Linked DNA regions of Homo sapiens: region 1 is linked to region 2. A link is a loop called in an ENCODE intact Hi-C map of the cell type or tissue named here. Cell type or tissue: mammary epithelial cell. All regions are shown on one strand. Links, peaks and the distances in the headings refer to the core of each region. The heading gives the core; the rest is flanking DNA.

Region 1 (2,926 bases), core at 147-2,646, 220 kb after region 2:
AAGTTTGTCCACAGTTGCTGTACATCTCCTACTTAACTCTGCCCCTAAGATAACCTCCTCCGTAGGCCATAGAGAAGATTATCCAAGGTTTCTGCAGTAAGCAGAGTTCTAGGGTAAGGAACTAAGTTATTCTCCAGTTCTGTATTTTAATAATTGTAAACTCTACAATGATAATGATGTTATAGATGACGTTGGCTCAGCATTTCTCCTGTAGTACCTTCTGGTTTTATAGAAAAAACCATATGATTAGTTATGGCCCTCTAGAATTGAGAAATTGAGACATTGAAGTCCTCTGTAATCAATAAGATGGGAGTTATAGAGCCCCGTTCCATCAGACCTGTGCAAAGACCCTTTTTTATACAAACACTTCTAACCATGATCCAGTCATTCGGTGGTCCACCTTCCCCTCCCTCTGAATAGGCTGTGTATATAAACAATGATCCTTTATCGAACCAGTATCGAAAATAAGACATCACCAGCTCAGATTCTTCCATGAATCTGAGCTTGTAGTTTTCAGTGAATTTAATACACTGGTTCTGTTGAAGTAACATATCCCATATAGGAATTCATTTAGTTTCCACAAGGATCTATCTTGCAGCCCATCCAGAGGGACAGGGTCTTAACTCCCACCCCGATAATGCATTCTTCTAGTGACTTCTTTATGGAATGTTTGCTATGGACAAAGCCTTGATGGGCGAGAAGCTAAATTAGGCATGAGACCTGCCTCAAACAGTCATTGAGTTTTCTAAGAGTGGTATTATAGGGAAGTTATCACAAAAGGAGTAAACATTCAGATTATTTTTGTAGTATATGATTTTTAAACATACTTTTCAAATCAAAATGTTTTATTTAAATTTTTCTGAAAATTTTCTGATATATATATATATATATATATATATATATATATATATATATATATATATATATATATATAAACAATTCAAACACTCCAGTGCTATGTAGAATAAAAGGTGAATATGTTTCTTTTTCCTATCACTTTCTAGACTCTTTTCTGCATTTACATACATATGAGCCTAGATACTTTATAGGACCTACAATGGTTAATGAGTAGGTTCTGTGAAATTTTAAACAAATGAAATTCCACGTAAAAGAATAGGAAACCTCTAATAATAGTTGAGCTTCTTAAAATTTTCATTACCCAATAACGTTTAGCAAACAGCCTAAGAGGAAATCTCTGGTGTCAGAGTCTCCAATAGGAGGTGTTGTATTGAATGCTTTACATACTTCATAATTAAAAAAGCTAATATGAAACACAAGTATTTGCCAGGAAACATTCCATAGTGATTAGAACATTCTGCCAGGGCCCTAAAGGACTGTACATGGCACGACAGTCTATAGACATGTTGCTTTTCCTTTCACAATTTCTTGTGGAATGTGCACTCCGGGCGCCTTCACTGCAAACCCTCAGGCTTTATTTACCTAGGCTTGTAATGGTCAGACAGTGTGGACATTGCACAGGTAATGCTTCAAAAATGAGGCTGTAACAAGGGATTTTAGATAATTTGGAATCAATCTCCCAAATTACCTAATGACTACAATTTAGTTCTATTATATGGTATGTGTCATAATTCAGTCATTACTCTAAAAGCAGTTTCCTTTTTCTCCTTATTCCCTTTAGAGTATAAATGAAATATGACAGAAGTCCCAGATGAGCTCTGCTTTTAACTGAACTGCCTATTGCATTATAAAAATTTCAAAATGAAAGCATTTTAGTAGGCATATAATCTAATATTTCATTTTATAGACAAATTAAGACCTGGAGAGGTTAGGAAGCTTGTCTAAGGTTATAAGGGTAATTCCTGTAAAACTTGGGCTGAGCCCCCGGGATTCCTCACTACCAGATTCCTATTCCTTTTATTGCCACATTCTACCTCCGTGTTATGAAAGAGAGCTTTGTTAGATGGCATAAAGGACCGTGGAGTTGTGTTCCGTGTTTGTCACTGGATGATTTCTCCTGTGTCCCATAGGTTATGCGTTCAGCGAAGATGGTGAATATTTTGCCTATGGTCTGAGTGCCAGTGGCTCAGACTGGGTGACAATCAAGTTCATGAAAGTTGATGGTGCCAAAGAGCTTCCAGATGTGCTTGAAAGAGTCAAGTTCAGCTGTATGGCCTGGACCCATGATGGGAAGGGAATGTTCTACAACTCATACCCTCAACAGGATGGAAAAAGTGATGGTGAGTGAAGACTTCAGATGAAGCACATTTTTCACAAAATGAAGTGTGACTTCAAGTGACTGAAAAGAGATGCTGAACCCTACATAGAGGTTGTGTGGTCCAGAACCATGTTTCCTCAAAGGATGTTGTATCAGTTGGCTTTGCTGTGTAATAGACCCCACCAAAATGTAGTAGCTTAGAATAATAAACATTTGTTTTTGCTATGAGCCTATGGGTTGGCCAGGTAGTTCTTCTGGCCTTGGCTGAGTTCTAACATGTATCTGTGGTCAGCTGCAGGTTAGTTGGTTCATCTTGGCTTGGCTCTTTTACATTTCTGGGCCCTCAGCTGGGACGACTAGCAGACTAGCCTGGGCTTGCTCACATGGCAACTCAGTAGAATTGCAAGACGGGGAGCTGAATGACACAGCCTTCTTAATGCCTAGGCTTGCTCCTGGCACGTCAGATTTGCTGCATTCTGTTGGCTAAAGCAAGCCAGAGGGCCAGCCCCTTTTCAATGGGTGGAGAAATAGATACAGGGAACTGCGGAAAAATGAGATCATTATTACAATCAATCAGTCCCTTATAGATGTGTTATATCTCCTAAGGAGATTATGGAGAAGGTGAATTTTTAAACCGAACCAAGCTATTTGATTATGTTGAGTGATTATAAAACTTTACTGCTACAGTAATCGCATATTCTCCTCTGATCAGAAGTTATAGGTCACCTGTTGGTTGCCATTTATCTTGAT
Region 2 (2,926 bases), core at 167-2,666:
TTCCTCAGAGACAGAGGAAAAGTCACCCGCAGATTTTTATGTGAGGGCTGATAAGTGGCACCAAAGAAGGCTACACACAAATGACCATGTCCTTGTAGAGATGTGGTGAAATGAACCAGAAAAGGAAGCCAATTCCCTTCTTCTGCCTAGATTTGTTTTCTTTGGCCTACTTGAGGCTTACTGAGGTAATATACAAGCTCAAAGAGATAAACTTTTGGTATCTCTTTTAGGAAACCCATTTTTCATGTCTTTTTCCAGAAATCATCCCTTTATGAGACTGGAAACTCTTTTCTGCTATCTTTTGCCTATCAAAGAAGAGAAGATTAAGATTTTCTCCTGGGTAATATACAGCATTACAGAAAGTTTCTGAAGCTCTTTGAGTTTTTTGGAAAATAGCATTAAGAGAAGTTTATTTTCATTCATGTTTTCATTCATCTTTTCAAGATGCTAAAAGTAGGGCATTTGTTTCTCTACTTTGTACACAAAGGTCTCCTGTCTTTGTGTCTTTCCTCACTCATTTCCTTTTCTCTGTCTCCCCACCCCTCCCCACCCCCTCACCCGGCCCCAGCTGGCAACATCTTCTTATATCTTCTTTGTTCCCTTCCTAACTTCCACCTTGGTGTATTCTTCCATATGGCTTCATATGCTTCAAATAAAAGCCCATTGTCCATCTGACAAGTCACTTTTCTCCTGTCTTTTATATTCCTCCTCATGAGTCACATCCCTTGGAAGCCCATCTTCCTTTCAGAGTGTCTTTCTTTCTAAACCACTTCAGATCCTGAAATGATGAAGATAATCACAACAATGCCACATTTTCCTGACTTCTTTGTCACGTAAATGGTCTCAGAAAACTTCCTTTCCAAAATTTTCCATTCTTTTCCTTTTATGACGTCTTTTGAGGGACTGTTGTGATGAACAAAAGCACATTTATTTATAAAATACATGGACGAGTCAGAAGGAGCCTGTAATATATCAGAACACAGATGCAGTGAGAAAGACCCAGAATAAGCTTGCCCACTGCTGAGGGGAGAGAGACCCACTGCAGATTTCCACCTAACTGAAGACAGAGCAGATAGCAAAGCCACCAAGAGCACTACCTCTGGAATACACAGATCTGGGTTTGAGTCCCAGTTTCAACATTTTCTAGCATGTTAATCCTGCAAAGCCTCAGATTCCACTTCTATAAAATGGGAATCATAATATGACTCATGGCCTTGTTTGGAGGTTTAGTTCAGACAATATACGTGAAATGCCCAGCAAGGTGCCTGCTATACACACTGAATGTTCAATAAGTGGGAATTATGATTATTAGATGCAGAAAGAGCATCCAGGGGATAGGTAGAGGTTTAGGGAGGCAGACAGTGGCACACAACCCAACACAAAGTACTAGGCATGAGAAACAGAGGGAGGCGGTTCTCCACTCACCGGGAGGACAACCAAGTGGCCAGGAGGAATCCTGGGAACAGGCAGGTTACTGGGAGTGACTCAGGCATCCCTGGGTAGGGGCCAGGTCTTACAAGGCAGAAACCCATAAATCAAGAAGTTGAGATCTTGGCCAGATGAGTTTTAGGGATGCCTTAATACTGAGTTCTTTCTGAGTCAGGCCAGGTTTGGTTTCAAGACTAGGAAGGGCTGGTAGGTCTCAGTAGTCAGCTGTGTAGCCCCTTTTCTTATAAGTCTAACAGAACTATTTCTTTATTGCACATGGTAAACATGCAAACAGGAAATTATCCTAAAAGGAATCACTGAGAGATGGCAGTTCAAATTTTCTCCAAGGTAGTTGTGTTTGAAAAAGACTCTTTCCTCAGACCTAATGTTCTTAGGTATTAATATCCTGCTCTACCTAACAACATCCAGGACTTTCTTTCCTTTGTATCTTGTTTGCCTGAGCAACACTCTGCAAACCTTCCTTCTGGATCTGCCTGCTGGTTTTACCCCCCAGTCCAAGAGTTTAAGGCTGTTCCCTTACATTAGATTTAATTCAATTACTCTTTTTTTCTGATTCGGAAACATCAATATAAAAAACTAATATAATTTATGTCTCTTCAAGTGTAATTATTTCTATTAATGTGATGGAGAAGCAACATCTTTTTAAAATACACATATTTAGTATACCGAGTTTTCAAGAGCTTAGTTTTGGTGGCAAATAAATGAATACCAAGTCATAATGTATATTTTTTAAATTTGATATGTGTGTAGCTACATCAAAACAATATTTGATTAAACTATACTCTGGAATATAAACTGACTTGTGGTGAGTTAATATATTAATGAGGTGTTTTGAAGACTTCTTATGCCATATAGATGTTGTATTAGTTGATTCCTGATTGTCTTGAATTTTGCAACAGGCATCTAATCTGTTGGTGGTTGTTGTTGTTGTTTTATAGCCTCCAAAAAACCTCTTCTACCAGGCCCTTCCTGGACACATTGGTCACTCCATAAATACTGTGGATAGATTAGCAAAACTTGAACTGTATATCCATAATGATTCACTTTTTTATTTTGCATCAATTTACTGGCAAAATTTGAGGGATTATCAACTTGGCTTTTACAAATAACAGGGAATAGCCAAGTTGATAGGGGAAGTGCTGAAAAATCCATGAAACAGACCGGGACTAGGTAAGGGCAGAGAAGGAATGAGGGATTTTGCTGGCCCAAAAGGCTCAGGTGTTTCTCTACAACTGCATATGGGGCAGACAAGTTGTCCAGGCACTCAATAGCTGTCATCTACAGACTTAAGAGTAGAAAGTTTGTTTTCAGGAAGTGGCTAGTGGAATTTCCCAACTGCAGACAGATAATCTAGAAGGTGGGGCAACTGAAGAGTTGCTAATAGCCTCTGACTATGTTAGGGAGTGTCTATAAATCAGGCCATTCTTCAGAAGGGGGCATTGGGGGCGGGTCCTAAGTAGCATCTCAGGATTGCTGA

Evidence for each region. Peaks named below come from ENCODE experiments on the same cell type or tissue, not always from the same donor. Only the 100,000 strongest peaks of a DNase experiment are listed, where the experiment ranks them.
Region 1: a loop joins it to region 2, with 8 times the contacts of the local background. A loop is called at or near these places in 1 of 110 quality-filtered maps.

The regions. Positions count from the first base shown.
Region 1 is chr6:105,372,641-105,375,566 of GRCh38, reverse strand. PREP (prolyl endopeptidase) reads left to right here. Exons shown (of 15, transcript NM_002726.5): 5 at 1,989-2,198. Among named protein-coding and RNA genes, the nearest start is that of PREP, 29 kb to the left of the region's middle. In mammary epithelial cell, for the core only: a CTCF peak has its summit at 1,220; DNase peaks (open chromatin) are centred at 1,386 and 2,556; H3K27ac peaks cover 2,270 bases.
Region 2 is chr6:105,591,107-105,594,032 of GRCh38, reverse strand. No RefSeq gene overlaps it. Among named protein-coding and RNA genes, the nearest start is that of LINC02836, 40 kb to the left of the region's middle. In mammary epithelial cell, for the core only: no CTCF peak of the experiment used is centred there; DNase peaks (open chromatin) are centred at 692 and 1,522; H3K27ac peaks cover 2,500 bases.